Linked DNA regions of Homo sapiens: region 1 is linked to region 2. Evidence: chromatin loops called from intact Hi-C (ENCODE). Cell type or tissue: dorsolateral prefrontal cortex. All regions are shown on one strand.

Region 1 (5,000 bases), 56 kb after region 2:
TCGTCAAAATTCAGGAGTCAAGATTTAGTGCCGACAAGGCAAAAGAACTACCTCTGCCAGAGTAGAGTCAGGAAACAGCCAGTCAATAATTAGACCTCTAGAGAATGTCAAAAGTTTAATTTCCTTAAATGGAAATTAATAACTATCTGAAAGAGTCTCATATGAGTAATGCTAACGGCAAAGCTCTGCAATTAATGCAAACCAAACGTATGTAATCCTCTCCACAAACAAGTAATGGGATTCTCCCAACAATTGTGTAAGGACTGGAAGCCTTGGAAGTCTCTGGAGACTTGGGAACAATAGGCAGGGCTGTCCTCATCATTAACATCTCCCTACTTCGAATGTCATAAGAGACTCTGGCCTGTGCATCTTGCACAGAAGCAAACACCTTAAAACAGAACTTTATTTCCTTCTAGAACTATGCAAAATAGAAACATGAATAATTATTTTTACAATATTCAAGCTATAAATTATGCTTGCCTAAACAATGGATAAACTTAAACTGCATTTCTAGACCTGCATCTGTGAATGCAGAATATAGTGGAAATCCAGATTAATAATGAGAGGCAGGAGATTATAGTGCCTCTGGGAGTTAAGTTCTGGAATCAGATATATCTGGCTTTGAACCCCAGTGTCCCCACTTATGTAACCTTGAGCAAATTGCTCTACCTCTCTGGTCTGGGTTTCTTACTTGAAAAGTGGAGATTTATGGTATGTTTCATGGGATTAAATGAAACAATAACCGCAGTGTATTTAGAATAGTGCTTGGCATATCCTGGGTACTTTGTCAACAATTTCTGTAGTGATGCTGTTGCTGCTGTTATTATCATTACTAATATAATCTCCTAATCTCTCTTGACTTGGTCAAGTCACTTTACCTCTCTGTTTCCCCATTTCCTAACCTGTAAGATGAAAATAATAATATGCCCCTTACAGATTTGTAGGAGGGTCAGATGAGACAATATGAGGAAGCATATTAAAAGGTAAATCCTTCTGGATTATTTTATAAAAGTATCTCTAAGAGATATTTTAGTTGAAGTAATTGTATGATAATAATTTTGCTCAATAATTTAGAACTTTGCATATATATTTCACATGTTCATCCTTTTATTTAAAAAGATGCTCAAAGGCTTAAAACACACATGTTAAGGAAGAGTAGGATTACATCATGGTATTACTCTTCCTTAACATGTACCAACGACAGATAACAATAAAACATGTCATAATATGCTGCTCAGATACAAATTAGAGCTCAAAGAATGGTCTCTTTCATGGCTCTGCAGCTTCCCCAGAACAATAAAGACAACTCAAAAAGCAAAGATAACAGCTATATTCAGTGGTGTGGCATTTGCTCATGCAAGATTGTGAAAGCCAACTGTTAAATTTTCAATTTTGCAAGCCAGTTTTAATAGTTAAGTTATATAAACTTATAGTCAAACAAGTTATATTAAAAATAGTGAAATATACATTTTAAACATCACTCCCTATTTATTTTACTACATTTACTACATTTTACCGTTATCTATGCTTTGAAGCTATTATGTCTATCACATATGCAAAGTGAAAATACTACATAATGGAGTGCTACTGTGCATCTGTCCCCAAATCCAGGTTCTGTGTTTTCACATTGGTAGATTGACATCAACGTTAGTGGGAATATTTGCATAACATAAAGTTACAAGCACTATAAAGAAGGGTTTGGTTTAGTGCTAAAGCTGAAAGAGATTTGAGTTCAATGAAGATAATTTGTACAATGGTGAGAAATAGTCCAATGGTACATCACACGTCAGATTTAATGATATTTGGTAAAGGGTTAATAAATTGGCATACAGCTCCATGTGTCAAATCATGGTTGAACTGCAGCCACAGGTTTGCTACAGATACAGGAGTTCAGCAAAAAGCAATGAAAGCAATTTGTTATAATCAATTAGCTATTTATAATTTAAATAAAGAGTATTTTCTGTTTTCTTATTACTCGTAAAATATGTGCTCCCTCTACATAAATTGTGTGCATCCTTTATAAGTAAAGCTTATTAGAAGTTTATGAATGTATACTTATGTACACAATGCCTTTGGATAGCTGGAAGTAAAATGTTTACTAGCACACCACTGGTGATTTTTTTTTTAAACCCTTAGAAAGAGCTACCTTCGGGGAAAAAATAAACCATAATCTCGAACAATAAAAAAGCAAACCAATCATCATCCACTAGGTGGCAGTAACAAGAATGAAGAAAATAATCAGAAAAACAAATTAGAAGGAAAAGGAATTTACAAAGAAATTACTTCAACTGTTTTCTTTTCATTTGAATCATTAAATAACACTGGAAAAGGAAATTATGATCTTTTTAAAAACCTTTTTTATACCAGCTAGTTATCAAAATAACTCCTGCTCAGTATAATTTTTTTCTCCTATATCACAAATACCTTTTTATGTCAATAAACACAGATCTATAACATCATTTTTAACAACTAAGTATATTCATTTGTTTGAATGTTTTACAAAATATCAATTTCCTGATTATCAATGAACATCTCATTTGCTAGTAATTTTTCCCTATCATAAACAATACTTTGTTACACAACCAAATGTATCTCTGTACATTAGTTCAGTAATTTTCTTAGGATAAACTTCCAAGCATTAAATTACTGTCAAAGAGGCACACATTTTTTTTTTTTTTTTTTTTTTTTTGAGACGGAGGCTCGCTCTGTCGCCCAGGCTGGAGTGCAGTGGCGGGATCTCGGCTCACTGCAAGCTCCGCCTCCCGGGTTCACGCCATTCTCCTGCCTCAGCCTCCCAAGTAGCTGGGACTACAGGCGCCCGCCACTACGCCCGGCTAATTTTTTGTATTTTTAGTAGAGACGGGGTTTCACCGTTTTAGCCGGGATGGTCTCGATCTCCTGACCTCGTGATCCGCCCGCTTCGGCCTCCCAAAGTGCTGGGATTACAGGCGTGAGCCACCGCGCCCGGCCGAGGCACACATTTTAAAATTTGATTCAACTTGCCAAATTTTCCTACCGAAATACTGTGCTAATTTTTACCTCCAAGAATGATAATACGTTATTTCACTCATGCTAGGTATTTTTATTTTTTAACCTTTCTTTTTTTCTTTTTTTTTTTTTTCTTTTTGAGACAGAGTCTCGCTCTGTCACCCAGGCTGGAGTGCAGTGGCATGATCTCGGCTCACTGCAACCTCCACCTCCCAGGTTCAAGTGATTCTCCTGCCTCAGCCTCCTGAGTAGCTGGGGCTACAGGTGCATGCCACCATGCCAGGCTAATTTTTTGTATTTTTAGTAGAGACAGGGTTTCACTGTGTTAGCCAGGATGGTCTCGATCTCCTGACCTCATGATCCGCCCACCTCAGCCTCCCAAAGTGCTGGGATTACGGGCGTGAGCCACCGCACCCAGCCTTACTTTTTAACCTTTCTTAATACAATAGGAAAATACTGTATGTAATTGTTTCCATTTACGTTCTATCAGTTCCTTCATTTATTTACACATTTACTCAACAAACATTTGAGAGTCTACTATGGCCAAGCACTAAATAGGCACTGGGGGAAAAAAGGCATAGATTAGGTATCTGACCTCAAAAAGCTTATATTCAAATAGAGAGAGGCAGGTAAGAAGTGAAGCATGGAGTTACAGAGATGAGGGACATTAGACTGAAGACCCTTGTGAAAAGGAATCAGGTTTACAAAAATTGTGAAGAAAAGGGGAAAGCATTCCAAGCAGACCAAAAAAGTGAATTATTTGCAAGACTGAACATCTAATTATGTTTATTGATCAACTGCATTTCTTCTCTTTTGAGTTGCCTACTTCTAAATTCCTTCATTTTTCTCATATTTATATTTTTCTTAATGATATCTCATTATATATTGAGAATAGTAACCCTTTTTGCAAATTATTTCTCCACTATAAAATTTGTCTTTTGTGTTGTGTGCATGCCATGTGAAACTTTTTAATTGTTACGAATGCTAATTGGGCATTCTTTTTCCTGTTTGTTTCTTACCTTTGGCATCAAATTTAGAAAGGCTTATTCCAGACCAAGATGACAATATCTTGTTTTACTAGCAGTTTTGTCATTTTAATCTTTAATCCATCTCAGATTTATTTTTGTGTGTGGTACCCAAATAGAGATCAATTATTTTTGTTCTAAATGGTTAGCAAGATATTCCAATGTCATTTACAGAGATATTTCCCCAACATGTTTGATTACATTTGAAAAAGAATGTGGAATTAAACTCTTTTGTGTTGGCTCAGAATTTAAGCTGAGGCCCCAAACTGAGTTAACAAGTCAGTAGCATCCACATTAGTTCCAAAAATAATCAATAGATCCATCATCTCCACAGCAATTAAAAGATTACAAAACCCAGCTACTGAACATATTCTAAACACCTATCCCATATTAGAAAAGCTTATAGACTCCTTAAGAGGACAGTTTATTTACAGAAAATTTTAGGAAGAGAATGCTTTATTGGTGTTTTTCCTAAGTGAAGCCATGCAGGAAAAGAAGGGACCAAGTGAACCACTTTGGAGATGTTTGCAAGTTTTACTTACCTGGAGAGATACCAGCCCCTTCTTTCAAGATGAAATCAGCGAAACAATTCAAGCAGATATCTAGGCTTATGTCATCTTCACTTGACAGGCACAGCCCAAGAACACTGCTGCCTGCTGGTGCAAAAGGACCCCAACAGTAAATGGCTGGAGCTGTACCTCCTAGGGTAAAAGCTCAGGGGTGAGGGGGACTCTGAAAGTTAATAGGAGAAATCCCAGGGGAGATCTTCAAAGAACTCCAGTGGCATCAGAGAAGAGGCAGCATCTGAAGGCCTGAGATGAAGAGGACATTTGATAGCCAGGAAAGCACCAAAAGCAATAGGTGAAAATGCCTTTGCCTCTATCTCTCTACTCACTAGCCTCATTCCCTCAACCATAGAAAGTCTAAACATCTAAAAACAAGGAGAATATGGGGCAGAGGCAATCATAGGTCAGACCTGAGCTGAAA
Region 2 (5,000 bases):
TCCAATCTCCAGACATATTTCAGGGCTCTAAATTTCCTGGTGTTTACAGGTTTTTTGCATACTCTATTTTGTACTTAATGTATGTTTTCAGATTAACAATTGGACCCATTGCCATAAATTTAAAAGTATTTCAACTAAAAAGGTATGGAGAATGAGAAAATATATAGAGAACACATAAAATTTTAAAATAGTGAATATATATTTAAAACAGTTTTCAAAACTTTAAGGCACTCTGTAGTTTTCAGAATATATTTAAACTAAAGAACAGCAAGGATTTGCCATCATTTTGAGGAATCTACTTAATACCACATCCATCTCACTTAGTTCTTGCTCTGATTTCAACAGCATCCTGAAACAAGCAGCTCAAAAAACAAAAACCTAAACAGAACAGTGTTCTCCTTTGTCTGCATGTTTATAATTTAAAACCTTTGATTCAAGAATGGTGGAAGAACCAGTTCCCAACAGCCTTCCACGTATACTTCTGTGGATAGGTGTGTTGTACTGTAACTTAAAACATGCTGTTTAGGACAAATTAAATTCTTTCTCTGAGGCCCCACGAGTGAAGCAGCTGATCAGCAGCTGCAAGATTTTTTGCTTTATCTCCCTGCTTTTCTTTGTTAGCTGTGGTCACTGAGCCCTTTTCCCCAATGAACAGGCTGAGTCTGTGGGACAGCTGGACTGGACTGCTCCTATCCACCACCTAGACACAGAATATAGAATCACAGCCTCATCTGCCTACCATCAGCAAGGATTGTGCTTACTTTCAGTAATGGAGTGTCTGGGCTATTAAATAATAAAATATCCCACTAATGATACAAAATGGAAAATGACCATTTCCCCCCTGTGTCCTCCAAATAGAATTTGGATACATTTATATATTACCTTTCTGCAGAAGAATCATCTCACTTTTTAATTCACATATGACACCACATACCAAAGGCTTATTTTAGGAACTCCAGCTTTGCACCAAACATAAGTTAAACTGAAATTCTTATATCATTTATCATGTGTTAATTTCATGTAAGTAAATTTCAAAATTTGAGCCTATTGGCTTATAACCAGGGGTCACAAATATTCTTCCAAATAGGAGAATTAAATTGCCTGTGGAAAACCTCCAGTGTGAACTAAAACTAAAATAACATTTCTATTGGCATATCAGAATTCTAGGGCTACACTTGCAAAAGCAAACAGATGGTAATCATGTGAGGCTTTTCTCTAACTACAAATGCAAGTCTTATGTACAATAAACTCCACTCAACTGCCTTTAAAAGCTAATAAAGTGTAGCACACAAAGCTTTATATAATGTTTACAGTCCTATGCAGTTGGGAAATCCTGAAACTATAACCCTAGTTTATTTCCATTAAAAATGTAATTCAAAAGGAAAGACTCATTCAGTTAAAAAAAAAAAAAAAGGAAAAGCTTAATAAGTTAATGGTGTAGGTACCACTTTTTCCAGGTAAAACTACTGTAAAATGTAAGAATTAACACACTACAGGATGATGGCTCCAAGGAGAAAAGTGTATGCTGTTGTGGCAAGATTTCAGAGGAGGTGAACTGGAATGCTTGAGTTCACTAGTTTGGAGTTACACAGTAATCAGGAACAGAACTATGCAATTTATGTATATTGCATCTTTTTGCTGCCATATCTCTACCACAATACAATATGGTTTCATATTGAGTTTGCAGTCCACTCCAATACTAGCTTTTGTTAAGACTAGTCAAGTGCAAGTAGTGAGAAGGCTAATACGTGTTTTAATTTTAGTTATGCCTGTGCTTGTATAACATGGCTTATTTATTCACTTTTATTTGCTTCTGTTTTTAAGTCTTAATTGTAGTTTAAGGTACAAATTTCCTTATCATCAATAAATTCTGTATGTATATTCACTGTTTAGCAATCGAAGTCTTAAATTTAATGTGATGTGGTTGTAAGTCATATTTTCTGACATCAAAGTCTTTCAAGAGCCCTTTCTCTTCTGTAAGTAATAGTTTTCTTCTGAGATGGGGAGAATAAAACACTTTCTAAGAAGCACACGGGAAAAAAACATACTCTGATGCCCTAAGAACATCGTATTTGGGTATCCTGTAATGGAACTGCTGATTATATACAGTTTCTGAGTGTAGTTGTCATCAGGCAAGGATAAATCTTTGGGTGCTCTGTGACCAGAACCACACTTAGCCACCTGCTTCTCCAGGATAGCACAGCCTGTGGCCATATGTGTGAAAACGCCATTCTGAAAAGCTGAAAGCTTACTCTTTTCCCCAGAGGACAAGATGAAGGTCAAAATATTTATACTAACCGCTGCACAAAATACTCAAATCGGGCAGCTTCATGTATTACATATTTTATCCATTTTTATTATAAGTTAAAATAAGTAAATAACATTTGAGCAAAGTATGTACCCAAAAAGAAATAACTGATTTTTTAAAAAATATATCACTGTTTTGGAAAAGCAATGGATGGCATATCGATGATTTAAGACCATTTACTTTCTCAGGCTAAATAAAATGTTAGCTTTTTGGTTCCAAAATAGACGATAAGAAGAGTAACCATTTTCCTTGTTCTAATTTTTCTGCTAATTGTTAACAATTTTTAAAGTACAAAATTTTCAGAGAAATGTGTCAGTCAGGTTCATAATGGATTCATGACAAAGTCCTACATGTTTGAAACCAAATGTAAGGAGATATATTGCCCCACCATGAGGCAGGATAAGGAAAAGGGAAAAGATAACACTAGACCAAAAGATGCTGAAATGAAGATGCTTTTAAGCAAAAGTTGATTTAATTTTTAATTTAAAATTGTATTGATATTTCTAAGTACATTAACCCAGTTACAAATAAATCTGTGAATTAAATAATATGTAAAATTGCTGGATCAAAGAATATGTATATTTGTAACTTCAATAGATATTGCCAAATTGCCCTGTAGAAATCCTGTGCCCATTTATACTCTTATCAACAGTCTATAAGAAAAGATTGTTTCTCCACATTTTCTAACAAAAATTATTACCAAGACTTCTTATGTTTGCTAATCTGAAGGATAAATAATGAGAGCTCAATGTATTTAAACTTGTCCTGCTCTTGTGAGTGAAGTTGTACCTCCTTTCACATGTTGAAGAGGCACTTATATTTCCTTTTCCACTATCTTCTCATCTCTTTTACTTATTTTTATTGGCTCATCAGTCTTTGCCTTATTGAATGTGGGAGCTTTTCCCTCCTTTTATTGATATATAATAATTTATGTATTTATGAGGTAGATGTGTTTGTAACATATGTTGAATGTGTAATGACCAAGTCAGGTTGTTTGGGCTATCCGTCTTCTCAACTGTTTATCATTTTTATGTGTTGTATGATTTCAAGTCCTTTCTTCTAGTTACTTTGAAATATGCAGAATATTGTTGTGAAGAATAGTCTCCCTATGTGTTAGTCCATTCTGTGTTGCTATAAAGGAATACCTGAGAATGGTAATTTATAAAGGAAAAAAGGTTTATTTAGCTCACAGTTGTTCTGCAGGCTGTACGCAAGGCATGGTGCTGGCATCTGCTTCTGGTGAGGGCCTCAGGAAGCTTACAATCATAGTGGAAAGTGAAGGGGAGCCAGCATGTCATGTAGCGAAAGAGGGAGCAAGAGGGAAGAGGAGGAGGTGCCAGGCACTTTTAAACAACCAGATCTTGCATGAACTCATAAAGTGAGAACTCACTCATTACTGTGAAGACAGCACCAAGACATTCATGAGAGATCCACCACCACGACCCAAATGCCTCCCACTAGGCCCACCTCCAACACTGCAGATCACATTTCAATATGTGATTTGGAGGCGGCATACATTCAAATCATATTACCCTAGTCTACTATCAAACGTTAAAATGTATTTCTTCTATCTAACTGTATGTTTGTACCCATAACCAATCTCTCTTCATCCTCTCTCCTTCCTACCCACCCCTCACAGTCTCTGGTATCTATTATTCTATTCTCTATGTCCATGAGAGCGACTGTTTTAGCTCGTACATATGAGTGAGGACACGTGGTATTTGCCTTTTTGTGCCTGACTTATTTCACTTAACCTAATGACCTCCAGTTCTGTCCATGCTGCAGCAAATAGCAAATCCTCTTTTTATGGCTGAGTAGTATTCTATTGATTATATATATCACATTTTCTTTATCCATTCTTTCCTTGATGGGCACTTAGGTTGATTCCAAATCTTTGCTATTGTGAATAGTGCTGTGATAAATATGCAGTGTGGGTACCCCTTTGGTATACTGATTTTTTTTTCCTTTGGATACATACCTAATGGTGGAATTGCTGGGTCATAGAGTAGTTCTATTTTTAGGTTTTTGAGAAATGCAAGCTTTTTATAAATTAGGTAAATTAGCCCTGTCTATGATACAAGTTGCAAATATTTCTCCCTGATTTCTTATTTCTTAAATTTATTTATGTTGATCTTTGCATGATGCAGAAACTCTTGATTCATATGTAGTTGAATTCATCAGTCTTCTTTCTTATGGCTTATTGTTTTCATGTCTTAGTTAAAAAGCATTTACTCACTTCAAGGTTATAAAAAGATTCTCTTACGGCTTATTAAAATACAGTCATGCGCCACGTGATGACATTTCAGTCAATGATGGACACTATATATGGCAGCAGTCTTAAAGGTTATAATGGAGCTGAAAAATTCCTATCACCTCGTGATGTCACAGCTGTCCATTATGTCACAGCACAGCACATTACTCATGTGTTTGTGGTGATGCTGATGTAGACAAACCTGCACTGCCAGTTGTATGAAATAATAGCATATACAATTAGGTACAGTATATAAAACTTGATAATAAACTACTATGTAACTGGTTTATGTATTTACTATACCATACTTTTTATTCTTATTTTAGAGTATTCCCCATCACTTATAGAAAAAGAAGTTAACTGTAAAATAGCTTCAGACAGGTCTGTCAGGAGTTATTCTAGAAGAAGGCGTTGTTGTCATAGGAGATGACAGCTCCATGT

Evidence for each region. A loop is a pair of places that touch in the nucleus more often than their neighbours do. Peaks named below come from ENCODE experiments on the same cell type or tissue, not always from the same donor. Only the 100,000 strongest peaks of a DNase experiment are listed, where the experiment ranks them.
Region 1: it touches region 2 in a loop (2.3-fold over the local background); 2 of 110 quality-filtered maps call a loop at or near these places.

What each region holds. Positions count from the first base shown.
Region 1 is chr4:112,948,771-112,953,770 of GRCh38, reverse strand. It overlaps a transcript of ANK2 not described here. Among named protein-coding and RNA genes, the nearest start is that of ANK2-AS1, 94 kb to the left of the region's middle. In dorsolateral prefrontal cortex, CTCF peaks have their summits at 2,006 and 2,205 (motif pointing right); no DNase peak of the experiment used is centred here; H3K4me3 peaks cover 1,206 bases; H3K27ac peaks cover 4,099 bases.
Region 2 is chr4:113,004,523-113,009,522 of GRCh38, reverse strand. It overlaps a transcript of ANK2 not described here. Among named protein-coding and RNA genes, the nearest start is that of ANK2-AS1, 38 kb to the left of the region's middle. In dorsolateral prefrontal cortex, a CTCF peak has its summit at 2,710; no DNase peak of the experiment used is centred here; H3K27ac peaks cover 3,437 bases.